Regions from separate parts of the Mus musculus genome. Here regions 2, 3, 4, 5 and 6 are each linked to region 1. Evidence: chromatin loops called from intact Hi-C (ENCODE). Cell type or tissue: left cerebral cortex. All regions are shown on one strand. Region 1 overlaps Pum3 (pumilio RNA-binding family member 3). Region 2 overlaps Smarca2 (SWI/SNF related, matrix associated, actin dependent regulator of chromatin, subfamily a, member 2). Region 3 overlaps Smarca2 (SWI/SNF related, matrix associated, actin dependent regulator of chromatin, subfamily a, member 2). Region 4 overlaps Gm46648 (a long non-coding RNA gene). Region 5 overlaps Vldlr (very low density lipoprotein receptor). Region 6 holds the start of Gm815 (predicted gene 815).

What was found. Peaks named below come from ENCODE experiments on the same cell type or tissue, not always from the same donor. Only the 100,000 strongest peaks of a DNase experiment are listed, where the experiment ranks them.
Region 2: it touches region 1 in a loop (4-fold over the local background); 26 of 42 quality-filtered maps call a loop at or near these places.
Region 3: it touches region 1 in a loop (5-fold over the local background); 29 of 42 quality-filtered maps call a loop at or near these places.
Region 4: a loop joins it to region 1, with 3 times the contacts of the local background. A loop is called at or near these places in 3 of 42 quality-filtered maps.
Region 5: it touches region 1 in a loop (2.9-fold over the local background); 6 of 42 quality-filtered maps call a loop at or near these places.
Region 6: it touches region 1 in a loop (4-fold over the local background); 5 of 42 quality-filtered maps call a loop at or near these places.

What each region holds. Positions count from the first base shown.
Region 1 is chr19:27,423,257-27,428,256 of GRCm38, forward strand. It overlaps Pum3 (pumilio RNA-binding family member 3), which reads right to left. Exons shown (of 18, transcript NM_177474.5): 2 at 3,781-3,872; 3 at 2,540-2,758; 4 at 953-1,088; 5 at 250-325. The coding sequence starts at 3,865. Among named protein-coding and RNA genes, the nearest start is that of Pum3, 4.2 kb to the right of the region's middle. In left cerebral cortex, CTCF peaks have their summits at 2,638 (motif pointing left) and 3,422; a DNase peak (open chromatin) is centred at 2,604.
Region 2 is chr19:26,745,899-26,750,898 of GRCm38, forward strand. The region is part of intron 27 of Smarca2 (SWI/SNF related, matrix associated, actin dependent regulator of chromatin, subfamily a, member 2); the gene reads left to right. Among named protein-coding and RNA genes, the nearest start is that of Gm46648, 75 kb to the right of the region's middle. In left cerebral cortex, a CTCF peak has its summit at 2,152; DNase peaks (open chromatin) are centred at 2,198, 2,955, 3,546 and 4,074; H3K4me3 peaks cover 3,418 bases; H3K27ac peaks cover 3,253 bases.
Region 3 is chr19:26,729,183-26,734,182 of GRCm38, forward strand. The region is part of intron 27 of Smarca2 (SWI/SNF related, matrix associated, actin dependent regulator of chromatin, subfamily a, member 2); the gene reads left to right. Among named protein-coding and RNA genes, the nearest start is that of Gm46648, 92 kb to the right of the region's middle. In left cerebral cortex, a CTCF peak has its summit at 2,802; DNase peaks (open chromatin) are centred at 1,437, 2,497 and 2,818; H3K27ac peaks cover 553 bases.
Region 4 is chr19:26,843,432-26,848,431 of GRCm38, forward strand. All of the region lies in intron 2 of Gm46648 (a long non-coding RNA gene), which reads left to right. Among named protein-coding and RNA genes, the nearest start is that of 4931403E22Rik, 22 kb to the left of the region's middle. In left cerebral cortex, no CTCF peak of the experiment used is centred here; DNase peaks (open chromatin) are centred at 2,044 and 2,545; H3K4me3 peaks cover 1,089 bases; H3K27ac peaks cover 897 bases.
Region 5 is chr19:27,237,463-27,242,462 of GRCm38, forward strand. It overlaps Vldlr (very low density lipoprotein receptor), which reads left to right. Exons shown (of 18, transcript NM_001161420.1): 5 at 591-962; 6 at 1,048-1,170; 7 at 1,262-1,384; 8 at 2,160-2,279; 9 at 2,383-2,508; 10 at 3,004-3,175; 11 at 3,773-3,991. All of the region lies in intron 3 of Gm35438 (a long non-coding RNA gene), which reads right to left. Among named protein-coding and RNA genes, the nearest start is that of Vldlr, 23 kb to the left of the region's middle. In left cerebral cortex, no CTCF peak of the experiment used is centred here; a DNase peak (open chromatin) is centred at 2,649.
Region 6 is chr19:26,885,479-26,890,478 of GRCm38, forward strand. Gm815 (predicted gene 815) reads left to right here and starts at 447. Exons shown (of 4, transcript NM_001033407.2): 1 at 447-518; 2 at 901-1,006; 3 at 2,277-2,377; 4 at 2,831-3,169. The coding sequence starts at 501. The coding sequence ends at 2,953. In left cerebral cortex, a CTCF peak has its summit at 2,929; a DNase peak (open chromatin) is centred at 2,908.

The DNA of each region.
Region 1 (5,000 bases):
GGTGGCCATGAGCCACACTCAACACTCAAGCACACTAAAAATAAAATATGCAAAGACAGCTGAAGCAATGCCAATGCATAAAGTATTCATTAAACAAAAGAGTTTCATTCCACACTTGGGTCCCGACACTGAGCTAGCACTTGTCCATTTTTCAGGCCCCTGTCACCAACAGCCAACTACTCTTCCCTAAGAGCAAAGGAAACCTGAATTTTTATTTTTTAAATGGAATAATGAGCACACTCTACTCACAGTTTTAATTTTCCCTTGAATCAACTTCTGCAAATCACTCATGAGCTTCACCCGTTTTTCCTTGTCACAATCTTTTCTGCAGAGGAAGCACAGATGAAGTTATTTTAAACATGAAAACCAAACACCATGCAATACATGGTCACCAGTTCAGTGAGGTTTTTCCTTTGAAGGCAGCAAATCTTTGACATTAAAATTATTATTCTGGAGCAGCCAGACAAAAGCAATTTTCTCAGAGACAGAAACTCATCTCACAAGGTATAATTTTATGCATCAATCTAAATCTTAACAGCCAGAACTTCAGAAGCAAAGAAAAATAATAAAACAATCTCAGATGGCAAATACTTAAACATCTCAAAACCTAGCTGATAAGAAATTGTCCTTCATTTTCTAAGAAATCTTTCAGGATAGATATCAAATCTATTTGACTCTCTCCATTTCCATAAAGCTATCTGACACCATCCTAATGATTTCACACACGGCTACACTAAGCAGCCAGCCATCCTGCCACCATGACAGCAGACTGCCAGTACACAACCAAGAAACCAGGCGCAGTCTCTGCTGCCTAGAGCATGGTCTGTTTGCAGGACACCCCTTCTTGCTGCCCTTGTCTCAGACAGGATGCCTAGAGCACTGTCTGTCTGGAGGACACCTCTTCCTGCTGCCCTTGTCTTGGTCGGATAAGAGAGAAGTGGCTCTCAGGTACCTTCTCAAGCTCTCCCAAATGTGCTTTGCTCGAACCACGATGTCATAGTTGGTCTTGTCACTGAGCTGCCTGCTCTGCTTCAGCTCTTTCTTCTTCTTTTTGAAGTCATCCCACTTGGGTTTCTTGGCTCCTGATTCTAGATCCAGATTCAATGTGTTTAGCATTCCAAATACTATACCCGAATATGAAGTTAGTACAAAGGGCGATCACCAGAACCAATCTCATTCTAGAAGCTACAAGGGGAAACCATAATTTCCCAGAAGTTTTGCATTTGATCACAATTTTTAGCCAGTCTATACATTTAAAATGTATCTAAAACAATGTATTTAGTAGCTTTTTAAAAGACAAGGCTCTCACAGGCCAGCCTCAAACTCAGTAAGTGCATGCAACACCCTGACTGGCCACAGCCCAGCCATTTTAATGGCTTACTATTCTTAAGAGGACACCTAGTATGGGAACTGAACATGAAAGGATTTTAAAAGTGCCTACAAATGTGAAACACCATCTTCCGTTGTGAAAGAACACTCGACTTTAGAGCACAGACAACTGTGCCTTTAAGCCAGAGTTTCCAATGGAAACAAGTCAGTCCAGGTTAAAACAGGAAAAATAATTTGAGAAAGCCACTGTTCAAAAGTGGGTGGTGAAGCTCAGAGGTGGAACACTTGCACGTGGGATTCCTCATTCAATCCAAACATCACAAACTACCCAAACTCCACGTTCCAAGAGCTGTCATGCATTACTTAACTCTTAGAGCATGAGGTAGCTATGACTTACTCACCCCTGCCACACTAGGGAAGCAGGTCCCACACAGCAGGTCCGTGCCAAAGCCTCCTGTCACTGCTACGTGGTGGACAGGGACATAATCACCCACAATCACCTTTCACTCCTGACAACGCACAGCAAGCTTCTAAGTTCTCTACAGATCCATGCTATAAAGCTTGAGTGTCTACCTATGCCTGTGTCGTAATCTTCGAAAGCTGATTGCATGATCAGTTACACAACAGTAATACCCCTCAGGGGAGGAAAATGAAATGAATACTCCACTAGGGTATTATTAATGGCAGTATCTCCCCTGAGTCCTTTAGAAATTAGTTATTTCCAAGGTCTCCCACTCTCTGATTATAAAAGTGACTCAATGCAAAAACCAAAAGAATAAAAAGTAAACGAGTCATAATAAATCCTAGGTATAAATACCATGTATTTTTTCATCTTATGAGTGTTTTGCTACATGCATATCTGAGCACAGCATGTGTGCTTGGTGCCTGAGGAGCTCGGAAGAGGACACTGATCGATTCCCTTGAACTGGAAGTCTGAAGAGATGGGTGTGTGCAACCACGTAGGTGCAGGGACTCAAACTTGGGTCCTCTGCAAGAACAAGTGCTCTTACCCGCACAGCCAACTCTCCAGCCCCAGTAAGAGAAATTTTGGTTAGGAAACATGCTGTTGTTTACTTAAAACCTTGTGTGCTTCCTTCCTTTTACTTCAAGCTGCTGCCTGTCTTGGAGCAAGGACAGGTGGTCTCCGACAGGGTGGAGACCTGCGCGCCTTGGTCAGGGAGGCTTCTGCAACGGCTCTGAGACAGCTTACCATCACTTTCACCATCTGGCTGGAATTTCCGCTTCTTGCTGAATTTATTTGCCTTCTGAAATTTGTCCTTCGGTCCTTTGCCCCCTTGTGGCTTGTTCTTGAACTGCTTCACACCTTTCTTGCCAGGTTTTGTGGCACCTTTCTCAAAGTTCTTAGATGTGACTTTAGGTCCGCCTTCCTTAACAGCTTTCCTTGGGAATGTCTTTGAAGAACTAGACTCTAGCAGTAACAATGAATATGTGTTAGTTCACTGACTCTGAGCCTTAATCACCAGCATCCACTCAACTGCACACCACAGAGAATGGCATGCTCTGTAGAGCAACAGACAGCCTTACTCTTAAATATGCATTAACCCTTTTGAATAGATTCGTACTTAAACAATCAAATCAAAAGAAAACTTTCCGATTATAAAACTGCAATATAGACTAGTGATGTAGCCCCAGAAAGTAAAGGAGTTCACAATAAACTGTAATTTACCTCCTAGAAACAACCACTACTGTTAGCTCAGCATAGTTTTGCCGTTTTAAGCATATGCTAGAAGTTACTGGCTCTACCATCAGTATTTATACAAAAACCTCAATCAGTGGTTCTATAAGAGTCTAAGAACAAAATGAATATCACTGACGATAAGTATATCATAAAAATGAGTGAAAGTGTATTTCTGAAAAGGTCTAATTCTGTAAAAAAAAAAAAATAAATTAAAGCCTATAATAAAATTATTTGGTTAAAATTTTTGGTCAAAAAGCTTACATATACCTAACAAACAGGATGCCAATAACAATAGCTGACTTAAGACCATTAGGAGGGGAACATAAGACAGCTTAGGAAACAGTTATCTATATAGGCCTGGATGTTTCTACTCTGCAATACTGACACCTGATGGAATAACAGAGGTATCACCATTCAAAATTCAGAAGGCAAAAGCTGTCAAAATTAGCCAGCTCCAACTCACCAATGTTAAAATGAATTGTTCAGAGAATAAATGTGAACACCATGAGGCCACATCCACTGCTGACACAGAGGAGCTTTCAGAAATAAAAAAAATTCCTCGATTCTTCTGGCAATCTCATAGAAGTTTCATGAGGAACAGGTCAACTTGTGGACAGTAGCAGTGGCCTCTTTCTCCCACGTTTACTGTAATCCTAGCCCATGAACAGAGTGGCACCTGCCATAAATCCCCACCCCCTGCCCCAATCTAGGTAGTCACCAGAAGGGAAGCACCTTGGGAAAGGCCATCTTACCACTGTTCTTATGAAATTTATTCTTTCCTTGTGATGTCTGTGGACTCTTTCCTGTAAACTTTTTCTTCCCTTTGACTTCCATCATAGTACTTCTGAAAAACAAAAGCCAAAACCACAAAGAATCACTGACTTGCTCATCCAATAAGAGTCATTAAGTAGTTGCTACAGCGTTTAGTCCTTGAGTTCAGATGCCATATAAAGTAACCAGGCACGGCCTGGAGGCTCTCAAGTCCACCACGTATATAGTTAACCTCTAAGACATTAAAAGGAAAGTCAAAAAAGATCCCAGCCCAAGCACACCCTAGCTGGCTCAATACAGACCACTGTAAGAGTAAACACCACTGTCTGCAGCTTCTAACCTGGGAAGCCTTGGTGATGAGTAAGTGGATCTCTCGGCATCCACCTTACAAAGCAGGGACCAGAAATAGGCTACACTCAGCACATATTACAATTTAATGAAAACATGAAAACACACACACACACACACACACACAAGAAAGCTAAAAGAAAGGTTACTGGCCAACTCTTTTAGAGGTAACCAAATATCTGGCTGGCCTCTAAGTTACACAGAGCTATGTAATACTTTATTTCAAAGGATTTGTCTAACATGTCACCTGTTGGGTCCAGTGACCTTCACCTCCCACCAACTTACAAGCTCTGCAAGAAGCAGAACACATATGGACAAAAGGCAAGCATCTCCAGGCTCATGACTACAGTCCCCAAAGTTACATGCTCACCCATCTCTAAATGACCTCAAGAGTCACCTGTAGGAATTCCTAGACAATGTTTACAGATTAGAAACTTCCACAAGAATTAATTTCTTGTTGGCTATGTTAACACACAGTTGTAATCCTAGCACCTAGACTAAGGCAGAAGGATCACTGTTTGAGTTCAAGGCTACTCTGGGCAACATAAATTAGAGGCAAGTCTGGGCTACATCGTGAGATACTGTTTCAAAACTCAAAACAAAACAAGATGTTCCTTAGGACGCTGGAACATCTTGGGCAGGGGTCCATGTTATATTTGAGATTGAGAAACACTAAATCAAACAGCAATAGCCAGCAAGTAAAGATTTTCCAAATTCTCTAATTTGCTACTATGAACTATCCATTGCACAAGACTTCCTAAACCTAATAGAACCAAATTTGTCCAGGAAACACTCTGGAAAATGCAGTGGGTTTGATGCCCAGCAGTGTATACACAGGGTACAGATCTATAAT
Region 2 (5,000 bases), 680 kb before region 1:
ATCCCAGCATGTGGGAGACAGAGGCAGGCAGATCTATGTGAATTTGAGGCCAGCCTGGTCTACAAAGCAAGTCCAGGACAGGCAGGGCTGGTTACACTGAGAAACCCTGTCTCTCAGCTCTCAGCGCGGGGGGGGGGGGGGGGGGGAGGAGGAGGAGGAGGAAGAAAATAATAAGTGGATGGTTACATGTCTATATTCCCAGCATTTTGGAACCTGAGGCAGGAGGATTTCTAGTTCAAGATCAGCTTGTTCAAGACCAGCTTGGGCTACATGTCCAGACCCCATCTTCAAATGAAGTAAATGGGGGTCAGCCTATTGGGTGAATATATCAATATTTTGCTGTTCCATCATTTGGGTGGAGATCCTATCCCATGAGCTCCCCAGCCTTCAGATTAACCCGTCTCCTAACTATGGGAGGCATTTGTTAGCAAACAGACCATTTGAGAACAGGCATGTTCTCTATGTGGGTAACTTCTTACACCAGGGCATTTCCTTAGTAACAGTGGATGGGGGAACCTGTGAGGATTCCTGAGGGAGCTTGTAGTCATTGGGCAGGACAAGACTGAGCGTGCCACCTGTTGGAACCCTGAAAGGCAAACTGCCAAAAATGTCCTGGCGTTATATGCTCTGTGCCGAGCCAGTGGCCGCGTGTACGGACCTGCCGTATATGGACCTGCCGTTTTTGAGATTCTTCTCCTCATTTATAGAGGATTCAGGGTCTGGCTTTCTAAAGACGCTTGTTTTAGTAAGGATACATACAGAATATTTGGTTCTCATCACTTAAAGTGCACATATCGGTAAAATGAAGTACATTAAAAATCTTACGCAGCTGTCACATCAGAGCTCCTAGATCTGCAACCTAGTTGACCACTGAGCTCCTGTCCTGTGAGTGGCACCTTGCAGTTTTTGGTCACCCCCCACACCCCATGTTTGGAGGTTTTATGTACACCTTTCTTAATACTTTGCTTTTGGAGACTGTAATAATCGAAACTGTAGCCATTGTCCCAAGTCCTGGGTCTGGAGTTCTGCCCCTGCCCTCCCCACCCTGGGACTAAAGGGCCTGGCAGCAGTTTGCTGTTACTTTTTGAGATTGCTATTATAAGAGCACGCCTCACAGTGGAACTACAAACTCATAAGAATGCTGTGATTTGGTTGTTAGTGTTACTCTTCCGGTTTGGGGATCATGTCTGTGTTCTTGGTGTTTAGGGTCTCAGCGGAAGGAGACCTAGCCTTTTAGGACATTACCCTTTGGAGATGTGAGATTTCCCCCAGAAAGCACCAGGTTGTTTGTAGTTTTTATTCACATCCTTTCTTTAACACTTAGCCTGATGGACACACACACACATACACAGTCTCTCTGCCTGTGTATGTCTCTGTGTCTCTGAATGCCTTCCTCCCTCCTCCCCTCCCCCCTCCCCCGTCTCTCTCTCTCTCTGTCTCCCCCCACACACCTCCCAATTAGAGACCCTAAAGGAAAAGCCTCTCCCATCACCACCTAGAGGGAAAAGAAAGAAATCTGTCAGGGAAGACATACTACAAATACCAGGTGTACTATCAGAATATGCTTGGTTTGTTTGTTTTTCTTTTTCCTCTATTTACCATCTATAGTCTAGTGATCTCCAGAATTCCTGCTTTACGTGTTTCCTAGAGATGGTTTGGGCCATAGTGAGAGGGCCCTATCACACTGCCGGGTGCTTCAGCGAGGAGGCAAGGGTGGGAACAATGGGCAGAGTGGCTTTTTGTTCTCCCGCCGCTGTTTACCTATTCACAATCCTGAAGCTGCTCCGCTGTGATGGGGGATGTCACGTGTAACTCCACCCCCGCCCCCACATCCCCCACCCCCTGGCTGAGAAGGAGCATAATGCCGGCTTTCGAGACCTTCCCTCATTCAGTGAAAGATGTAGTTGGCGTGTGTCTGGATGACAGAGAGGCACGGTGGAAGCCAGCACGTGTGGCTGATTATCGGGGCTACCATGTGCTTTACAAGCTCCGGTGTCTGCTCCGGAGCTGGTCCCTGCATGGCCGCCTCCCGGCCGTCCTTGTCAGCACCGCTACTTTCTTAAGAATCATTGGAGAGCAAGCCTGTCCCTCCCTCGCCTGTGCGTGCACATCCTGTTTCGTGAAAACGTATTTTTCTTTTAAGCAAAATTGAAAGAAAGAAAGGAGAGCGAGAAAGGAAGAGGGTGGGGGGAAGAAGGTTGCCATCCAGTGGAGGAAGGAGTAATTTCTAGCTTCATTCAAGGAAGAAAAAAAAAAAAGCACACACACACACACACACACACACACACGCAGGCTGAAGTATGCTTAACTCTTTTAACTTGGCTGGGGCTTTTTAGCACCATATGGGTTCTTTCGTGACGTCCGGACCCGAAAGAGTGCAGTGTGCCTTTAAGGAAAGAGGTACCTCACCAAACTTCCCTGTAGTTGTGCCTCACCATTTAGGTAGGGAAGGAAAGTGTTAATTTCTTATTTGTACACTTTTTTTCCCCCCGACTTCCTTCCTATTCACTTCATTAAATCTAGAGGCGGTTCAGCATGGGAGCCGTCTGTATGTTGAATTAGGGCTCGCTCTCTTGCGCAACACGTCACCAGTCGGAAACTGGGGGTTTGCTTCTGTGATTTATTTCATTATTGTGCTGGTAAAAGGTTTGGAAGGGAATTCTTTCTGGGGGTAGTACTTTTAGCATTGTGTTGCAAGTTTTTTTTTTTGTTTTTGTTTTTGTTTGGTTTCTTTTCTTCTTCTTCTTCTTTTTTTTAATCTCCCCCCCCCCCCCAGCTAAGTTGTCCGTTGAGCTAGCTTAACAAATAATATTTTTAAATCAGAGAAGCCCCCATAATTTCCCTTACAAGCAAGAGAAATCTTAAGTCTAACTCTTGAAGTGCGAAAAGCATCGGGAAATATGGAGGGAATTGATTTCCATTAGAAAAAGCCCCTTAGAAACCACAGAACATGAAGCCCTGCATATAGATGTGTTCCCGGTCTTTGGGGAGGAGGGAAGATTTCGGTAGCTCTCTGCATTCCTGCATAAAAACCTTAACTTAAGGGGAATAATGGTCAGTACTTTGTGTGTTTTCCTGTAACTCCAGAACGTAAATTTAATAGGAATCTGCAGTATTAGCAGTTGTAATAAACATTTGTTTGACTAGTTCTGTTTGCAATTTAATTTGTTTTCCTTCTTAGGTACTCACAGGCGTAGAGATTTAAAAGTCCAAATATCACAAGCTTATGTTTTGTTCCCCGTTTTTTTTTTCAGAATGGGGGGGGGGGTAGAACAGAAATACTCTTTTCACAACCTCCCCCTCCTCACGGATCCCACTGAAAAGAAAAAAAAAAAAACAGTGAAAAATTTTGCAGTATGAAAACCGAAAGTGAAGTATCACAGTTATTTGAGATTTTTTTTTATAGAGAAAAAATAACACTGTATTAAAATACAGGAACCTGAGAACATACACATTGCTTTTACTTACATGCATCTGGGGGGGGGGGTGCGGGGGCGGGGGAGGGCGCGGGTGTTTTTCTTCTGTGTTAAAATCGTTTTAGACTGCTCCAAAACCATGCAGCATATCTTTTCAGGGGAAAAAAAAAAAGACTAAGATGAAGCATAAAATACAACAACAACAAAAAATCTTTGCTTTAATCTTTAAAAAATACATTTGAATATTCATTTGTTTTCTTATTGGCTTAATTGTTAAAAATGCAAGCAAGATTCAGCAACCACCTGAGCTAAAAATCTCTAATTCTGCTGCCTGGAATAATAAGGGGGGAACAATATGATAAGTAGTTGTCAATATTAAAACAGGCTGGAGGAGGAAGGCTTGGGGCCTGGTCGTAGGTAGAATGAAACAGCAGATTTGAGTATCCACAACCCTTCCAGTATTAAATTTTCAGTAAAATAAAATTACTTGTATATGAAAACATAGCCTTTCCCAGCTCTCTTTTTTTTCCTGATCAGCTGATGAAGAGACTAGCAGCTCGCTGCTTTGCCGGCTTGTTAATTTTATCCCCACTAACTGTGATTTCCGATAGCCGGCCTGCTGATAGTGGTAAGGTAAATATCCTTTTTCGTTGCCGTCTTGAAGATTCAGTAGAACTACATCCCAGGCATGTGTAGGTGTGTAACACATCAAAAGCCGCTGGTCTCCGTCTTTCTGTGTGCAACTGGGTGCTGGAGGAGAGGGCTGTACCATTAACTGTTGACAGGCTTGCGTGCTGTATTTATGATTAGCATGTTCAGCCTCCAAGATAATGCGGGACCATTTCTTTCTCTTATCTTTGCTTAGCTGCACTGTGTTTAGCTGTATAGTGGGTGTCCTGCTTTTAGGCGAATGAATATTAATGGAATAACGGGGAGCGTCTTCTTCTTCTTCTTTTTTTTTTCTTCCTTTCTCCTTTTTCTTCATAACTCATCAGGTCTCGCCTCTTTCATAGTGGTTTTCTGAACACTGTAGGATTGTGATGGAGATTGTCTTTTGATTATTAAGGCCTGGGCTCAAGCTGTCCCTTAGGGGCCTGTGTGTGTGCATGTTGCTTCTATGGATTGGCACATTGCAGAGTGCATTGGAAACAGTTTTTGTGGTTTTTTTTGTTTTTTTGTTTTTTGTTTTTTTTTAAAATCCCATTGGCATTTTTAACATGCCAGGTTGTTTTGTGTTACTGTAGCAGGTTTTCTTCATAAAACCTTTCTTTTTTCAGGAGGCATTGTACATAAGTGAAAGAAATTATGTCTGAGCTGTAATCACTCTTTATATTGATTGTTATATTCACATGATCATAAATATTAGCCATGTTTGGTGCTGTGGAGAAATGAAGGTAATTGCCTTATGATTAGAGCTCTTTCAGCTAGGAGAGGATTGATTAGCATTTACATACTGGAGGCAATATCGAGAGCCTGAGGAGCAACACCAGTCATTTGTGTGAGAAAGCAATCTCAGGAAGAAAAAAAAAAAAAAGATAGAATTTTTAGATTCTTTCTTTTTAAAGAAAATTTCTTTTCCATCGT
Region 3 (5,000 bases), 690 kb before region 1:
CCAGCTTGCAGCTGGTCACATCACTTGGCAAACGGGAAGCAGAGAACTTCAGCAGAACGGAGGGATAGCCTTTGGAACTCTAGGCTCTGGGAGGCTGCATCAGCCCTCAAGTCTCTATGTCTCAACGTTTCCAGATTCCCTACCAGCTTGGAACCAAGGGTTCAAAGACATGTCCCCACATAGATGACATTTCACATTCAGGCAATATCAGTCTTAGCTGAAGTAAAAAAAAAAAAAAAAAGAAGAAGAAGAAGAAGGAAGAGGAGGAGGAGGAGGGAGAAGAAGGAGGAGGAGGAGGAGGAGGAGGAGGAGGAGGAGGAGGAGGAGAAGAAGAAGAAGAAGAAGAAGAAGAAGAAGAAGAAGAAGAAGAAGAAGAAGGAGAAGAAGAAGAGGAGGAGGAGGAGGAAGAAGAGGAGGAGGAAGAGGAAGAGGAAGAAGAAGAAGAAGAAGAAGAAGAAGAAGAAGAAGAGAAGAAGAAGAGGAGGAGGAGGAGGAGGAAGAGGAGGAGGAAGAGGAAGAGGAAGAAGAAGAAGAAGAAGAGAAGAAGAAGAGGAGGAGGAGGAGGAGGAGGAAGAGGAAGAGGAAGAGGAAGAAGAAGAAGAAGAAGAAGAAGAAGAAGAAGAAGAAGAAGAAGAAGAAGAGAAGAAGAAGAAAATAATGCCCCCTTTGAAGGCATGTCTTTTAAAAAACCAGAGGCTCATACTCGGCTGTTTCACAGTTCTCGAAAATGCCCACCTCCTCTAATGGCTAACAGCTTCTGCCTCCTGAAGAAGCCTGGCTAACATTCTGTCTGCTGATGGGCTCATACTACTCATACCGGTTTAGAAAGCAAAGGCATTCTTTGTCTCTGTGAACTTCCCTTATCCTCATTTTTTATTAAGACAACGGTTCTTGTTTTTGCACCGGGGATAGTCAATCTAGAAGGTGCAGAAAAGCGTGTTAACATGACTTAAAAATATTCTTCTACAGTGAGTAGTTGGTAGCTTCTGCGGGGTTATACCCAAGGTGTTAACAGTGTCATGCTAAACATTAAACTTGTATGCATCAGTTTGTGCTCCTGATATAATTGGTGTCTTGCTAACTTCCTTTAAAAAGCATACTGTAGCTTGTGTTTGAGAGCAGGCATTCCGTCTACTAGTATTGGCAGAGTTGTGATGAGAGAGCATGGGTAGGGCCAGAGCTTTTCATTTGATTTCAGTCATGTGTGTTCTACCTGAGATGTTTCTAGCATCGCAATGCTGGTGTTGTTCTTGAGGACTGGGACTTTGACAAACTGGGGTTACTGCAAAGCTAGAGGCTAAGCTGACTGGTGATTTTCTGGAGGGCTCTGCTCTGCTCCTTTGGTCTCTCTGCCAACTTCAGAATGCTTCTCTTCCTTAAAATGCTTAGCGATAACCTGGAATTTGTTTAATTGCAGAGTGGAGTGATTTTGCCCCCCAGCACTTGGAGATAATTAGAACACGATGTAGATTGTGTGCTCTGTCTAATGTGTAATTACAGCTGGGCGGAGACAACGGATTTTGGAGAGCAGGCCTTTGTCACGTGGCGGATCTGATGTCTTGAAAACGTGGTTTTGAAAAGTCCCACTTAACTTGTTTACTATCATGAGCTTCCATAGGACCTCACATGTCCGCTGTGTGCTCTTTGAACACTGTGTGATTAAAGGTGACTACAGAGGCTCCTGGCGTTGAAGGAAAATGCTTTTTCTTTTTTTTTTCTTTTTTCTTTTTCTCTTTCTCTTTCTTTTTCTTTTTCTTTTTTGGAATGATGCCCTGTCTAGTTGGACCCCAATATCTTTATGATGTGATGGAGATGAGGCGAGTCGATAAGACAGGTATTGTCAGAGGCCATAAGATTTCAAAAATGAGCCTCTCAGGAGCAAAGACAGAACATCCATATTTTTTCCTTTCTCCCCATAAATCTGCTACCAGATGTGAGTATGCATTTCTAGAGGATCTTTGGGGTCCCCATGATCACATCTGCTTTCCATGAGGAGGACATTGGGAGTTTTCTTTTCACAAAGCCTGATCTAAATGAAAGGAAGTGCAAAACACTTCAGATTGATAACAGCGGGGCGGGATGATTGGTAAACCGTAAACCGTGGAATTTACTTTGGCATTTTGAAGGTGTTGTCATGCCAGCATGCACATCCAGACAGGATGGATCTCTGTACTTGGCCACTCAGTGCAGGCAGCCAAGGTGCCAAACTCTAGAGTATAGAAGGCAGACAGCTCCCTGAAGATTGTGTTCATAAAGTACCAGAAACACACACACACACACACACACACACACACACACATACATATACCCAAGAAAAACCCAAGAGGTTGGAGTTTCAAATAGCATATTTGGAATTCTGCTGAAATACATTAGAAACAATAATATCTCACGTGTATGAAGAGGTAGGCTGTAGACCCTTTGGGAGGGTTTGAAACATGGTAACATCTCTGTTTGGGTTGGACGAAGTCTGATCCACCCCAGATCAGAGACAGGCTGGGATCTCTTAGCTCTGTTTTGGCTGAGAACATCTGTGATTCTGGGAAATGTAATTTTCTCTAAAAATAATTTATTTCATTCTGGTAGGATTTCTTGGCGACTTCATCTACAGCATAACATGCCTAGAACTTTTTATATTTTTATATTTTATGTTCTGTTTGTTACCTTAAATAATCTCCTTAATTTTGTTTAAAGACTACAAGACTTAAAACAATTGACCTTTTACTTTTTTTAATGGCATTTGGGTTTTAAAATGAGGTCATCTGATTTACCGGGGCAGAATTTTCTAGCAAGCTGCATTTCCGTTTTTATACACAAGGGAGAGCTAAGGCCCTAGAAAATAGATGTAGGTTTCACCACATTCCATCTTTGGGTGGAAGGACTGAACTAATTAATGGCGTTAAGAGCTGTGAATTACTGGGCGGGGGTGGGGGGGTTGGGGGGAGGGAATATTTGACAGAAGTAAAGGAATTTTAATAACTTCCAACAGCTTTTATTTTATATGCACTGGCCAGATATCTATAACAGCCATTTAACCCCAGTATGTTCCCCTTTTGTTAGAATTCAGCAGGGTAAATTTAACAGAAGGAATAGTCCTCAGAGGGCTGGCAGAAATAAACAGTAAAGGTTGAGAGGCCGGACAGACTTGGGGCAAATGATTGCTTTTCTTCTTTCTTCTTTTCTCTTCTTTCTTTCTTTTTTTTTAAACAAACAAACAAACAAACAAAAAAACAAAAAAAAAAACAAAAAAACAAAACAACAAAAAAAAAAACCTCTTAATGGCTAGAATTTCTGGTCTTGAATTTTATTGTTAGAAATCAGGATTTAAGCTGGGCATAGTGGTGCACGCCTTTAATCCCAGCACTCGGGAGGCAGAGGCAGGCGGATTTCTGAGTTCGAGGCCAGCCTGGTCTACAAAGTGAGTTCCAGGACAGCCAGGGCTACATAGAGAAACCCTGTCTCGAAAAAAAAAAAAACAAGAAAGAAAGAAAGAAAGAAATCAGGATTTAGCTCTCAAATCAAACTCAGTCATCAAAAAGAACTGTGGAGAATTGCCCTGGCCTTACACATACAAAGAAGCAGCACGTTCATATTCTCTTGAGAAGAAGTTGGGGGGAGGGGGGAATTAATTTGTTTCTATGGGGAAAGAAAAAAAGTTTGGAGATGTCTTTTTTTTTTTTTTTTCCAAATCAAGATTTGGTGTTTAATCCTGTGTATTTATTTAGATATATATATATTTTTTTTAAAAAGCAATAAGGCAAGTTGACAGAAGATGAATGTTAGAGTCAGGCAGATGGCCAAGTTCGGTGCCAGCCTGGTCTATCTAGCAGGTTCCAAGCCAGTCAAGGCAATATAGAAAGACTCTGTCTCACAAAACAAAACAAAACAAAACAAAACAAAAAAAAACAAACAACCCAATAAATAGTCTTTATTGTTGGTAAGGGTTGGGGCATGCACTGTTTGGGGAGAATCAATCAGGGCACGGTGACTCCATTTTCTCTGGGTGGAATGAGAAAGCCACTACATAAGGCCACTTTCTCTGCAAGCTAAGGCTTAGTGGCAGAGAGCCCAAGCCTTGGGGTCAGCAGGGGGTCAACTCCGCCTCATGACCTGGTAGCCTTTGAACTTCTAGGAGCTTTCTTTGTTTTGTTTTGTAATTTAATTTAATTTTATTTTATAAAATGTTCCACAAGGAGGGAGTCTGTGTTTGAATGTATCTCACACAAGAACCAGGATCCTAAAATGGGAGAATAGACTTTTAAGAAAAAAAAAGACTCAACAGTTTCTGAGAAATCCCAAATGGGAAGTAGGAGAAGAAAATAGTTCTGTTGTGTGTCCTGAAGAGAAGGTTTGGGTTAACGGGGAGAAAGCTTAGGGTGGGGAGCTTAACCAGGAGGGCATGCCTACTTACTGACAATGTCACAGCTTCTGGCCACGGGCATCTTCCACTCAAGCCAACCGAAGTTCACCCAACAGTTAACTAGCTCTGGCTAGTTCTCACTGAGCAGCTTGCCAGCTTACCCTCACTCAGCCAATGATGATCTTGACTTCAGTTTTCACTTTAGCCCGTGCTTACAGAAAGAATGTAAGGGCTGGCAGCCATGGAGTGCGAGCCCAGGCCTGCTGCTACCCATGTGGTCTTTGAAAGGCTTTTCTCCAGTGTGAGGAGGGCAAGCAGTGTTGGCAGAAAAGGGCAGAAGAACCAGAACCTGCCTGTATTCCAGCCAGTTCTGGGACTTCTAGCCCACAGAACCATGCAAAATACACATGTACTGTTTGTGAGCCCTTGCTTGGGGTCTCCAAAGGCAAGCAGGGCCAGGACTGGGAAAGCCGCTGATTATAGGCACGGGCTTGTCATTCTGGGACCTGAGACTCCTGGGAGGTGCTGGCTGTCGGCCAGGACACAGGGAAGCCAGGGATGTGGCTTTAGTCCAAACCTGACACCCCAAGCATCAGGGTGGGAACATGTTGACAAAAGTCTTGGACCCCAGAGGCCTAAGAAT
Region 4 (5,000 bases), 580 kb before region 1:
TCAAGGCCAGCCTGGTCTACAGAGTGAGTTCCAAGACAGCCAGGGCTATACAGAGAAACCCTGTCTTGAAAAACAAAACAAAACAAAAAAATAGCATTTTTTTTACATGCATGAAGATCCTAAATTCTGGAAAAGAGAGAATATAATTGACCTTATATTATACCCATTGATCACTCATCCTGCTCCATCAGAACTGTGTGGAGTTGACAAGTGCTGTTCTTCAAAGAATGGTGGAGAGAGTTGGGGGTGGGGGGTCAAGAGACTGAGGCTAGATACAACTCAGTTGCTGGACTCTGTCAAAATTAAGAGGAAATGCTAAGATCCAAAAAACCGAGCCCAGAGGAGTAGCTCAGTTAAGTCGCTGCCCAGGCCTGACTCCAGGGCTAGAAACATAATCAATGTACCAGAGGTCATGGTAATGTGGGGTTAAGATTCTTCTTCATGGCCCTAACTCAACCTACCCTCCCATTCAAGGAATGAGTGACAACCTAAAGGTGGTCACTCTAATACCTTCTTCTTCCGCAGACTCAAACTTCAACCTCTCATTGTGGTCTTTTTCTCTGGCAAGTTTTCCTGTGGTAATGAAAAAAAACAGAATGAAAGAAATCTCTGTGCTTGCTGAGATTTGGTGACTATGTGCCAAGAATCAGTGTTCATGCTTGTTGGGAGGTAGAGCAATGTTTAGGCTTGTCCTCCATGGGCCTGCTGCTTCTTTCACACAGCAGCCATAGTCTTTTAAGCGGGCTAGAGAGATGGCTCAGCTGTTAAGAGCATGTGCTGTTCTTGGGAAAGACTAGAGTTCAGTTCCCACACAGAGCAGCTTACAACCGACTCACTTCCGTTCACGCGCATGTAAATACACACTTTAAAAAGATAGTTTCAAAAATATAAATGTATATGTAGCCACACACCCTTTTCCATAGAGCTACCTTGGTAGTGAACAGCAGATCCTAGAGATGTTCAGTTATCACAGAAGACTCAAAAATTACTTGTGGAGTCTGCAGCTATTCTTCTGGAGAGGGGAGCAATTAATAAACGTTAGCTCGTTAACGTTAATAAAAAGGCATCTTGCCACATCGCGATCCTGAGTTATCATTTATTCACTCTGGGTACCAAACATACACTTTGCTTTCAGTTAAACCTCTGCTATTGATGACTTCTGGGCTGTCTTTGGCATCCACAGTCTCCTATCTGATCTCATTATTTCGGATCTATGCATCCTGGCTGGCGGTATGTCTTTTGTCTTTGGTCCTCCCATCATATAAATGGGATTGTTTTATGGCTTCCTTTTTCCAGGGCCTGGGTTTTGTTCTGACTTAGTTTGCCATTTATGTTTAAGGGTAGAAATCTAAATCCAGGGTGAAGGTCTCCAGCTCCTAGGAGGCCCTTCAATGGGTTACCTCCTTCTGTCCCGGGTTGGGGGTTGAAGGGTGGGAGCACAGAGGGGCGGGGGTAGGGAGGGCGGTCCATTTGTCACTGCTGTTTCTATGGGGGCCTGGAGCTCAAGGTTCCAAGTTGGCCCAAGCACTTGGCAGACAAGCCCCTTGATTGTTGCTGGAGACCCCAGGTCAGTTTGGGGCGGAGCAAGCCTTTTAGGGATCCAAGAGGCTGAGACAAGCATGCTGATGAGGGAGAAACGTGCTAGGGAGAAGGTAGGCCTTGATGTATGCCCGAGTGGACAAAAGCTGTTAGTGTCAGCTTGATTTGCAAGATAAACATTCATGAGTTCGACTGCTTAGAAAGAGGGATTATCTACAAACCCGGGTCTGAATGGGAGCCATAAATAAGTGATTTCACACTACCAAGCAGGAAGAATATTCTGCCTCCTAAATTATTCTGAACAGCATGTTCGGCCCCTCCCAGGTTCCCACCAGTGACTAGCCCTGGGGCTGGGAGGTACTCAAATAATGTTCCTTTTGGCGAAGAGCCTCTGCCTCCTCCAGAGGCTCCTGGTTGCAGAGCCCTGCTGCAGCGCTTCTCTTCTTAAATCCAGTCCATGTTTTGCCTCCCACCGCCTCCGTGGCCCGTTTCAGGCCTGGGTTTATCCAGGCAGGGATTTCTCTCCAACCAAGAATCAACCAAGCTCTGCTTGGGGTTCCCAGGCTGTGCACGTTTCAAACGTGCTCGAATATTCATCAAAGGCATTGGGAGGATGTTTTATCTGCTTCCTAAGTAGGGACATGCTCCTAGCTACCCCATTTGTAGCTGAGTTTGCTCTGAAATGGAAATGCACCTCCTGATGCTAGAAGACCGCGTGGAAGGTTTCCCCTCCTCCACTCCGGGGCAACCGATTTCTCTTTCTTCTCTCTCTCTCTCTCTCTTTCTTCTCTCTCTCTCTCTTTCTTCTCTCTCTCTCTCTTTCTTCTCTCTCTCTCTCTCTCTCTCTCTCTCTCTCTCTCTCTCTCTCTCTCTCTCTCTCCTCCTTCATCCTTTGTGCAAGCTTTGCTGTGTTAACCCTGTAATGCCCTTTTTGCATGCGACACGCCCTTTCCTCTCTCCCTGTAGCTACAATGGGGCTTTCTCTGGATGTCTTGATGCCTCCTATACCACCGTTTTTTAAGGGAAGTGTTTTGTTTGAGAAGACATGGGAGAGACACTGTTGGATAGTACTGAAGCTTTATAGATTTATTTATGTATGCTGTATGTAGGTATATGTATCACACGTGTACTCCATGGGTGTGGAGATCAGAAGAGGGCATCAGATTCCCTGGAACTGGAGTTAACAGGTGCTTGTGAGCTGCCACAGGGTGTCTGAGGTCCAAACCCCCAAACCCAGGTGCTCTACAAAATCAGCCAGTGTCCTTAACCTCTGAGCTACCACTCCAATGGCCCCTGGTTGCTAAGGTTCTAAAGGGTATGGTCTAGGATGCCTGTAAAATATGGAAAGCTCACTGCTGCCTGCTGTCTGGCCAAGAATCTAGGCCTTTGTGGTTACTGTTTCAGTCCATCGTCGTTCCCCCCCCCCCCCCCATACTGACTCTGTTTACCTTGGCTGAGCCCCACTTAATTTGGTTGACTACACCTCTGTCTCTAGTTGCTGATCAGCGAGGGTCAGCCTTCTCTAGGTGAACAAGAATTCCCGAAAAGAAGCTGTGTCTTTTGGACACTGATTGACTGATTAGAATCTCAGTACTGTGGAGAGATTAGAATGCTGCAGGTCCAGAGGCTAGCTTATTTTGGGCTAGTTTAAGCCCTCTGGAACAGCCATTCCTTGCCCACTTATGTGTCTGAACTAACATCGGGTAACTAATAGAAAACTTTGGGAATCTAATAACTTAGCAGACCATTGCTCCCAATAACTCAGATCTGCGGATGCCATCAGATAACATCTTGGGCCTATAGAAAGCGTCCCTCTGTCTTGCTGTAACTACTTTTCTGATGTGCCCACTAATGTATTTTAAACCTACCGTGATTTATGACCTTCTTTGTTCTATAAAATTTCATAAATCTGTTTCCACTTTGGAACATAGAATTGGGGGTACCATAAATCTGTGTTCCCAGGCCATGGTCACTCTCAGTGGCTCCAGAATCAGCATCTGTCACTTGCTGTAAGGTGAGAGCCATTCAGAGCAAACAATAGGATGTCACAGAATAAAACTGAATGGCTCAAGCTTCTCCCCTACTAGGATGGTGCTCTGATGTCCGACACCAATGAATTTCTCAGCAGGCAGCAATTTCAAACACCTTTCTTCTTCTTCCTTTGGGACCCACAGTGCCACTGTTCTAAAAGAATACAGGCCTTCAGGCCATTCGAAAAAAGTGTGAGGGTGGGGAAGGAAGAAAGAGAAGAGGCAGCCAAGGTGAGACCAATGGCAAACAGTGGGGCCAAGGTCTGACCATGGTGCAATGGAACAGAAGAAGATTGTTTCTGGCCAACCATCCGGGGAAGGAGGTCTGGCACATTAAGACACTGTCCAGTGCCTGGCACGAGCTAGAGGTGAGGACCTGAAAGCTTCATTGAGGCATTGCTAGACAGGAGTCTGCACACTCTTTCTACAGAGGTGGATAAGACACAGGAGAGACTGTCCTGCTAAGAGCCAGTCTGTAGCTGGGCTTAGGGCCACTGTGAACCTAGCACATTGTAGGAGGCCTTCACCCACTTAGGCTCTTTGGAAGGCACACAGGTTAAATACACTCAGACTCTCGAGAACTCTGGTCCCCAAGGCTTAAAGAAACCTTTCTTCTTAGCAAAGTGCAAAAAAGTACATATAGCATGCTACCCTTTGTGAAATATAGGATGGGTGAGAAAAAAATATATATACATACATGCATATATATATGTATATACATTCATATATTTATGAAACAAAAAGACCAATGAAATTGGTCTTTAAAAGGAGTAGTGGGTCATATGAGAAGGACTTTGGTACAGCTTTGTTAAAAATGTTTTCAGAACCTTGTTGATTTTCAATGTATTTAAGTATTAAATAATAAGTGTGGGGGTGAAAGAAACCTCACAAGTTAAGAAAACAAACTTAACTGTATTTCAAGTGAATAATTAGTGCTGAAAGAGGAAAAACGTTGGCACCCAAGGGATTCAGGAACAAAAATTAGACTACACTGTGGCAGGATTTAGGTAGCATGCAGAATGAGGAGAACTGGGAATAAATACTAAACTCTTTTAACATGTTTCTTTCTGTAGCAGTATAGACAAAATGGCTGTAAAACTGCTTGGTACATTTTATGACAGTACAAATATGGGCAAACGCATTGATATCATTGAGAGCAGGCCTCTCACTGTGAGGGAAGAGATTTGTAAATGCAGAAAAAGGAAGACAAGCATATAGGAAGAATAGTCTATAACTGGAGCTGTGATTTCTGAAATACATCTGTCTATACCTCTATGTATCACACACTGTGTATACTGCTATGGCTTTCTCTGAAATGTCGCGTAAAGTCCAAGGTTTAAAATGCTTGGCCACCCGACTATGGTGCTATTGAGAGTGAGTGGGTCATTAGTAGGCGGGGTTTGGTGGAAAGGAGTTAGGTCATTGAGGGTA
Region 5 (5,000 bases), 190 kb before region 1:
AGCAGGAACATTTCCTAAAAATAAAAAATAAAAATTATTAAGTTGGTATTCCTAATGTTTATTTAAAAGACTCAAAAGGAAGGAACCATGTAGAGTGTTCTTTGGTTTGTTTCTTTTTGGAGAGTGCCTTATTTTCCATTATACCTTGCCCATATAGCTGATGTATATTCTCAGCTAGTGATATGACTTCAGCTGACATGCAATAGGTTGGTCTAGGTATAAACGCTGCCTTCCAAAATGAAATACCCAAGGCCAGCTTAAGCTTTTGAACACTGTCCCTTTAAGTGTCAGTTGTGGGTCTCATCTCGAATTAGTTTCGAGCCTTCTACTGTTTTCTTGGTCCTTTATTTCTGCTCTTACACATAGTATGGCTGCATCTTATTTTATACTGTGAAACTGTTTTGTCATATTTCAGAAACTCGTTCTCAATATAACAGCACTGTAGCTTTACAATTAGAAAGCTAAAGTTACTCATCGAAGATGAATATATTTGATTTGGTGATGAGAGGCTTGTATGTTGTCTTTTTGTTTGTATGTTTGTTTTTTTATAAGTGCTGATGTACTTTCAATGGGCATCCTCCCTCTAACAGGCAACATAACATGTAGTGCAGATGAGTTCACTTGCTCCAGTGGCCGCTGCGTCTCCAGAAACTTTGTGTGCAATGGCCAGGATGACTGTGACGATGGCAGTGATGAGCTGGACTGTGCTCCACCAACCTGCGGAGCCCACGAGTTCCAGTGCAGCACCTCTTCCTGCATTCCCCTCAGCTGGGTGTGTGATGATGACGCAGACTGTTCAGACCAATCAGACGAGTCTCTTGAGCAGTGTGGCCGTCAGCCTGTGATACATACCAAATGTCCTACCAGTGAGATCCAGTGTGGCTCTGGCGAGTGCATTCACAAAAAATGGCGGTGTGACGGAGACCCTGACTGCAAGGACGGCAGCGATGAGGTCAACTGCCGTAAGTAACTTTCCAGTTCAATTCCATGCGCCAACCGGAAGCCATTTGGCTGACTTCATTCCATCATTGTTACCTTCTTTCGTAGCTTCTCGAACCTGCCGACCTGACCAGTTTGAATGTGAAGATGGTAGCTGTATCCACGGCAGCAGGCAATGCAATGGCATCCGAGACTGTGTTGATGGCTCTGATGAAGTCAACTGCAAAAACGGTGAGGTTCTTTCTCCATTGTGTTTGGTTAGGCTATTGGCTACTCCTGTCAGAACAGCAGTGGAACTTTTCTCCTGTGTTTGAATTTATAGTCAATCAGTGCCTGGGCCCTGGAAAGTTCAAGTGCAGAAGCGGGGAATGCATAGACATGAGCAAAGTATGTGACCAGGAACAAGACTGCAGAGACTGGAGTGACGAGCCCCTGAAGGAATGCCGTAAGTGAGAGGGAGGCTTGCTCGGGGCCAGAGCTGAGAGGTTCCATTCAGCCCTAATGCTGTTTTGGACACAGCTTAGTTCTCTGTTGAACTCAGAATGAGCTAATTTTTAATAGTTAAGCTTGAAGATAAAGTATTTCAAAGTGGAATTTTAGCCCATGACAAACTAACTCAGGGTTGAGAAACCCCTTAAGATAGCTAAAAGTCATAGCAAAACTTGAGTAAATCCTTAATAACTAACTACCATCCAGCCTGAAATGTATATCTCCCAAACACATAATAAAATCTTTGAAAGGCCATCACCAATAGCCGGAGACTGAATGTGAATAAGACAACTATCAATTAAGAATAAGATGTCGCCAGGCGGTGGTGGTGCATGCCTTTAATCCCAGCACTTGGGAGGCAGAGGCAGGCGGATTTCTGAGTTCGAGGCCAGCCTGGTCTACAGAGTGAGTTCCAGGACAGCCAGGGCTATACAGAGAAACTCTGTCTCAAAAAACAAAACGAACAAACAAACAAACAAAAGCAAAACAAAAGAATAAGATGTCATACTAATTTGGACTCTGGGTTTATAAAACAGAAAACAAAATGACCACTAGGAAATTGGGAGGGAGATGTTTGTGCAGCATCTTCAGAGAGTTGGGTGGAGTGTCATGTTGGATATGATCAAAATACATTGTATCTGTATGTGGAAGTCTCAAAGAATAAATCTAAAACATTGTATTCAAAGCAAATAAATAAGCTATCAGATGACTCTGCTACCCTTTTATTCCAGATATCAACGAATGCCTGGTCAATAATGGTGGCTGTTCCCATATCTGCAAAGACCTAGTTATAGGTTATGAGTGTGATTGTGCAGCTGGGTTTGAACTGATAGATAGGAAAACCTGTGGAGGTGAGTTGAAGCAAAGAGCCTGGCCCCTGGCGGACACGGGAAAGGGCAACATACATCTAGTGAGGCATAGGAAGAACAAGACTAATTCTAATTTCCCTCCTAGATATTGATGAATGCCAAAACCCGGGGATCTGCAGTCAAATTTGTATCAACTTAAAAGGCGGTTACAAGTGTGAATGTAGTCGTGGCTATCAAATGGATCTTGCCACTGGCGTGTGCAAGGCAGTAGGTAAATAGACTTGGGCTGGTGTTGCTCTGGTACCTTTTTGAGTTAGTGATTCTAAAAGGTACAGTTGGTGACTGCAGCAGTCAACCTACACATAAAGTCACACCCCAGAGCAATGCTATTAAACTCTGAGTGCAGCAGGATAGCTGAAAATAAACCATCTTCCCACACATCTGCCTTGGTCCTTCCTTTTGCATAGGATACTGTGAATAGTCACCGTAGTTTCTTCCTTTCTGCTTCTAAAACTGAGCACAATTCAAACAAGTAACTTGTTTATCAGCCACCCTACTTTCGGATGCTGTAACCCCAAGACTGCCTTCCTAAACAGGGTGGAAATACTTGCAGGTCCTAGGGGAGGGGAGGGGTGCCTGGAAATCCAGGCTGGATACTACTGAGATGTTCAGCAGTATCTTTACAAGTGGTCCTCTGTGGAGAGGAGATGACTTAGAGGATCTTGCCTTCGAGCAAAACTAAATCAACCTGGCTTATGTCTTGCAGGCAAAGAGCCGAGTCTGATCTTCACTAATCGAAGAGACATCAGGAAGATTGGCCTAGAGAGAAAGGAATACATCCAACTTGTAGAGCAACTAAGGAACACGGTGGCTCTCGATGCGGACATTGCAGCTCAGAAGCTGTTTTGGGCTGATCTCAGCCAGAAGGCCATCTTCAGGTAACTTCCACTTGCACCCCTGATGTCTGGGAATCTACGTCACTGTCATTAGGTCTGTGGAAAGGATTGGAGTATGCATGGGTCTTCTCTTGTCTGTGACTCCTATCTACCATCTACTTAGCTAGGAGTTTTAAATTCAACACTGATTTATTTTTAGCTATTAAATGATCACCAGAAGTTACCTTGATAATCATTGATCATGATGTAAAAGGTGCCTATGCCTGAATATGACATCAGAATTTCTCCCCTTTTGTGGTTGTGAACTGAATTGTCTTGCTACAAACAGAAATGATAGCAGCAGCTTTCCCTCAGTTGACACCGTAGACCCAAGATGATGGCTACTGAGTTGAATATCTCTTTTCAAATTTTGCTGGGCTTTGAGCTCGTATCTAGAGTTCATATCCACAACTAGATAAGCTAAAGTATTACTAATTTTCCATCCCCAAGCAACATGGCTGAATAATTTCTGTGCTGAGCGATGGGGTTCCTAGAGTCTTTTCAGAGTAAAGTCCTTAAACATTTTGTAAGCAGAAAAGTCCATTTTGCAGGGTCCAATGGTGACAACTTTTAAATCTCTTGTGACCTATTCTGTTTCAGTGCCTCAATTGATGACAAGGTTGGTAGACATTTTAAAATGATCGACAATGTCTATAATCCTGCAGCCATTGCTGTTGATTGGGTGTACAAGACCATCTACTGGACTGATGCGGCTTCTAAGACTATTTCAGTAGCTACCCTAGACGGAGCCAAGAGGAAGTTCCTGTTTAATTCTGACTTGCGAGAGCCTGCCTCCATAGCTGTGGATCCGTTGTCGGGGTTTGTATTCTATGTTTTCCTTCACTTAGCCTTTTTGGGTGCAAGCCACAGAGGTTGAGAGCTTTTCTCAAAAAGAGCTCACTTGTCATAAGAATTCCCAGAAACAGAATTAGCTGGTTCAAGACATCAAGGACAGTGTTCATTGCCTGCCCCCCTTTCTCCTTTACACCCCCCCCATTAATTCTCTTTCTTCCCTGATCTCATGTCTCTATTCCTCTCTCTCTCTCTCTCTCTCTCTCTCTCTCTCTCTCTCTCTCTCTCTCTCTCTCACACACACACACACACACACATACACACACACACACACACAATTTATCTTTATAAAGTCTAGGATCTATAAATTTGTTGGCATCTTTCAGTGCTTAATATGATCACCTACAGTTGCCTCCATTTTCCTGAAAATTACTTCTTCTTCTTCTTCTTCTTCTTCTTCTTCTTCTTCTTCTTCTTCTTCTTCTTCTTCTTCTTCTTCTTCTTCTTCTTCTTCTTCTTCTTCTTCTTCTTCTCTATGGCTAACTAAAATTCCATTGTGTACCTGATAAATTTGAATGAAAATATTCTCTTGAAACCAATCATGATACATAATGAATGTGTACTAATGAAAATAATGCTGTGAGTGACAAAATATGGAGCCTCCCTGGGCAGCTCTTGTATGTGATGGGCCCTCCTCCCAGTCTCACTCCTTCTTAAGCCAGCTGTTTGGTGGCAATAGCAATGCTGTAGATTTCATGTAATACATAAACCTAAAGCCATATCTGAACCCTTTATCCACCCAACTTTCTCTCTCTCTCTCCCTCTCCCTCTCCCTCTCCCTCTCCCTCTCCCTCTCCCTCTCCCTCTCCCTCTCTCTCTCTCTCTCTCTCTCTCTCTCTCTCTCTCTCTCTCTCTCTCTCTGTGTGTGTGTGTGTGTGTGTGTGTGTGTTGGGGGGAGGGTTAGAGGGTGGAGAGACAGAGAGATAGATAGAGAGAGACACTTTACTGGGTTAGTTAGCTGTGGGTGCTCAAATCT
Region 6 (5,000 bases), 540 kb before region 1:
CATGGCTGGAGAACCACAGAGTGGTACCCCAAGTGTTTTTCTGATTACCACTTGATGTTCCTTCAACTCTTTTCATAGCCGTGGCCTTGTTGATACCCTTGGGCATGATCCTTGGGTCTAACCCTAGTGACACACAATTATTGCTTGCTGAACTTTTATCAGCTGTGGCCAGTTGATAGTTGGTAAAATTAGCGACTGGCTCTTTTTCTGAGTGCCAATCAAATGCCCTCAAAGCACACCACTTGAGGCACATACCACTCAGAGCACTTAACATTGATGATGGAGGGCCAGCTCAGATCCTCCAGCAGGAGGGAACACCTGCCTGGCTACCTGCCTGGATGCCTGCGGGAGTACCCACCTGGTCTTATTACACACGTGTTCCCTCACACACACACACCTCCCAACGTTAGAGCACTTGAAGTCCACAGCAGGTTCCTTTCCCCAGAAGTTCCAGGCTCGCTGGTATTCTGACAGGGGATGCGGCTGATCTCTGAGCTTTCATGATGGCCCTGTCTGAGGTAAGAGTGGCAAGGTGTTTAAAAGCAAGTTAGAGTCTGCAATTTTTTTTTTAATTGAGCATGAGAGAGCCATTGGAACTGAGTTTTTAATTAAAACAGAGCAGGCTGGCCAAGGAAGTAGAGGCTGCAAGCAGCCTAGTTCAGGGAACTTGGTTCCTGGTTTTTTGGGTTTTTTTTTTTTTTTTTTTTTTTTTTTTGGCATGATGGGGTCCCTCCTGAACACATCAGGCCGTTCAGCTGCCTGTGCTTGGGGAGTTCAAAGCACAAGCTCCCTGTTTATCAGGCTTTCCTGTGCCAAAAACTCAGTTTCAGCTCCGAGTCATTAACGACAATGTTCTCCCCACTACAGCCTTTACTGATGTTTCATTAACAAGACTAACAGTCCTTAGGAACGATGCTTCTGTGCTGCGTAGAAGCCCATGCCATGGGATTCCAGAACACTTCCTTCTCTACGTTTAGAACTGCTTCCCATACTTTTTTCCCCCACTGTGAGTTGAGTTGGTAAACTTGGTCACTACTGGTATTTGTTTTTTTTTTTTTCCCTTAGCCCAGGGTAGCTTGGGTAACCCCCCACCCCCACCCCCACTTTACCCCTCTTCCTTCACATCCTAAACATTTGCTGGTCCTGACTCATTCTCTGTGTTATTTCTGCAAAGCCTTCTTTGAAACTCTCTACCTGGTGTTCTGTAGTAGATTAGTAGTTGCCATTCATGTAAATAAATGTGAGTGGACGGGCAGAAGGATGGGCAGACAGATGGAGATCAACCAAGAGGAAGTCAATCTTTTAAGACAAAGTCTCTCCATATAGCCCAGATTTGTCATGAGCTATACATTATCCTACCTTGATCTTGGGGTTGCTCAGCCCATTCTATGAAAAAAAAAAAAAGTCAAAATAAATGAGACTTGGAAGCCTCAAAGGGCCAGGACAGGTGTTTGATTTCTAACAAAGGGAAAACTATGCTGTATGTATTGGGATTTTTTTTCAGGGCCCAATTCCCCCCCCCCCCCCCATAATTCCTAGTAAAGGGTGACCAAGCAAACTGTAGAAGGTTCCATGCAATTCTGTACGGTGAAGGGTTTTGGTGTCAGCACACAGGGGATGGCAAAGTTTGGAGAAGAAGAGATGAAAGAGGATGGAAGAAGCCATTAAGTCTGCTGACCACTCAGCTACAGCAAGGCCTCCCTCATAGCATAGTCATCTGTCACTGTGATGGCTTATATATGCTCTGCCCAGGGAGGGGCACGATTAGGTGTGGCCCTGTTGGAGTAGGTGTGGCCTGTCACAGTGGGTGTGGGCTATAAGACCATTATCCTAGTTGCCTGTAAGCCAGTCTTCCATTAGTAGCCTTCAGATGAAGATGTAGAACTCTCAGCTCCTGCTGCACCATGCCTGCCTGGATGCTGCCATGCTCCTGCCTTGATGATAATGGACTGAACCCCTGAACCTGTAAGCCAGCCTCAATTAAATGTTGTCCTTATAAGAGTTACTTTGGTCATGGTGTCTGTTCACAGCAGTAAAACCCTAAGACAGTTACATATGACCCTGATCTCTTCTTCCAACTTTCTTTTCTATTTTTTTTAATAAAAATTAATTTATTTACATCAAACACTCCCCGCCTCCTGGTCTACCCTCACGGAGACCCTCCCCCAACCCTCCTCTCCTCCTCTGAGAGGGTGACCCCTCCCGCAGATATTCCCCTACCCTGGTGCTTCCTCCAACTTTCTTAGTTCCTTACTCTTCTGCCTTTGCCTCACTAGGTGCCTCAAGAGAGGAAGGACAAAGTGATACCCACTGGGGTCCAGCCAGCCCATCATTCCTGCATATTGACCCCGGAGGCCGGTGCCAGTGGAATAGCAGTGTGAGGTTCCTACCTGTCTTTTCTTGGCCCCTGGCTCAGAAGCTCCTAAACCAGTGACCTAGAGAGGCATCCCGACTCTCGATGCCAGAGGGAAAGCCCTCAGAGAGATGCCACAGGAATTCCTGCTTCACCCTCAACATCCATTAGCTTTGTTTGCTTCCCATTTAATTCTCTGAAAATTCGAATCCCACAACCGCTACACAAATATGTTTGGATTATAAACCTTAAGATCTAGGCATGGAAATAAAACCCAAGTCTGTCTTGCCCATGTTTTCGGGCCCACTTAGAACAGTGGCTAGCTTTCCTTTCCTTAAGCATTTAGGATCCTAGAGGAAGCTCCACAAAAGGGTCTTGCTTTCTATTTTAAGATGTAAATGTCATCATATAATGTGGCATTTTCAGTAAATAGCTCTCTGCTTGCGTTGATATTTCTTTCCTTGTCTATTTATACAGATTGGCTGCATCTCGCCTCGCTGCCACATGCAGAACGGGCTGTGGGTAGTGGCGCGTTTAACATCTGCCTTATTTGTAGAAATTCAGGCTGCTTACAGGGCTTTGCCACTAGAGACGACATAGCCACAGAGATCCTTGAGCTTGCTCGTCGGTGGCTGAGTGAGGATGTTTCTATGAAGCATTAGACATTATAGTAGCTGGATTCTAAATTTTAGTGCACACCAGCAAATTATCCTTTGAAAGACCCCTTAAGGCAATTTCTAATTCCATCCGGCAGACCCTTGAGTACCATTTATTATTTTCTGGATAATATTTTGTCATTTCTTATATTAAAAATTTCATATTTATCATATATATATTTATTTAGTCAGTTCACTGTCTTCTTTGACAAATGTGTTCTGAGTCCCCTCTCCCTATCCTGCTTCATCCATAGACAGTGGGAGTTACAGGCAAGAAGGGCTTGTAAAGATAGCAGATTTGGGCCTTTTGGTAATGATGCATGCTTTTAATTCCAGCACTTGAGGGGCAGAGGAAGGTCGATCTCTGAGTCTGAGGCCAGCTTGGTCTATAGAGCAAGTTCCAGGACAGCCTGGATTACACAGCAAAACCCTGACTAAATGAAACAAAACAAAACAAAACAAAATAAAACAAAACAGAAGATAGCAGCTGTGTAAGTAGTAACCAGCAGTGTCAGGAAAGACCCTCTGCCTGCTGGGGATGCCCCTTACAAGGATACTCTGCTCTTGTCCCTAGAGAGCCATCAGATTGCCACTGCAGAACTGCTGGGGGTGTGTGTGTGTTGGGGGGGAGGGGCTCATAATCACAGGAGAGACTCTGAATCATTCCAGAGAAGGCGTGGCTAAAGGATTTGGGAGGTGTGGAGAATGGCCAACTTCAGTCAAGGGTAAAGACAGGGAGGCTTTACCCACTTCAGGGTATCTCTGGACTTGGCTGGGTACTACTACAGGCTCTGGGGGCCACAGTGCATTTTTCATCATCATACTTTGAGAATAATTGAATGGACAAGCATGAAGGGTCTGCTAGGACAGTGACAGTGACGACTAATAACTTCCAGCTCCATCGATTGTTGAATCGTTACGTTGTGAGCCATTGAGAAGAGAGTTGCCATTCTAACCGGGATATGCTATTGATTACAAATACATCCTGCTTTAATAGATATAAAAATGTGCAAACAAAGAGTCTTGGGTCCTATAAAATATGTTAATAAGTTAATTTATGGCAACAGTTCCCAACTCCGAAATACTTACTGTGTACACAATACTCTAAAACATTATCTTATTTAGTTGTTTTTACAAAAGTTTGATACCTCATCTTCTAAAACAAATAAAACTCATAAAACAAACTCAACACAGTGCTCTGACTTGCAGTGCTCACCAATTCCCATAGTGTAAATCCACCTAGATGGTCATTTTTGACATCTCAGTAGGAAACCACTGAATGTAGAGTAGGGAAGAAAAACCCAATCCCTGCAAGCCAATGGCAACTGGCCCAGACACTGCTGGAGACAAGGATGAAAATGAAAGGTTCAAAGCTCCACTTAGAATTGTTGTGCCCATTTTGTGAACCCCAAAAGACCACCAAGGAGCCAATTCTGATGCAATCACACTAGGGTCTCTATTACAAGCTTGAGCTTCGGCTTACTCACCCACTGCCTACCCCGACTCAGCAGGATGAGTTGGTGAAGCAACCCCAAGCCCTCGACATGACAAGGTTTTATAGGAAATGGTGAACAAATGAGGGGGTGACCAGCCTGGCAAGTGTCTAATTGAATGACTGTTGGAAGCCAAGAGGTGGGTGCTCTGAAGCAAAACCATGAACCATCACGAAGAGTCTGAAAGTACATCTGAAACAATCAGACTTATCTTTGGTTGACTGTTGCTAGGAAGTAGCTAGGGAGTAACCTGGGGGCTAGGGGGAGGAGGGTTATGGGCCAAGGACAAGCCTTGGAGTCCTTCCTGGTACTTGGATGCAACTTTGGTTCAGCTACAGGTCGGGTTTCTCTCAAGATGGAGTTTCAACACTGGAGAGCAACACCCAACTGTTACTGCCATACCACAGAGGAGGTAACCAAGGTTTAGGAGAGGTGACATAATTTGCTCAGGACTATGTAGCTAGTAAATTGAACTTGGCATCTCCTTGTCTCCATCAG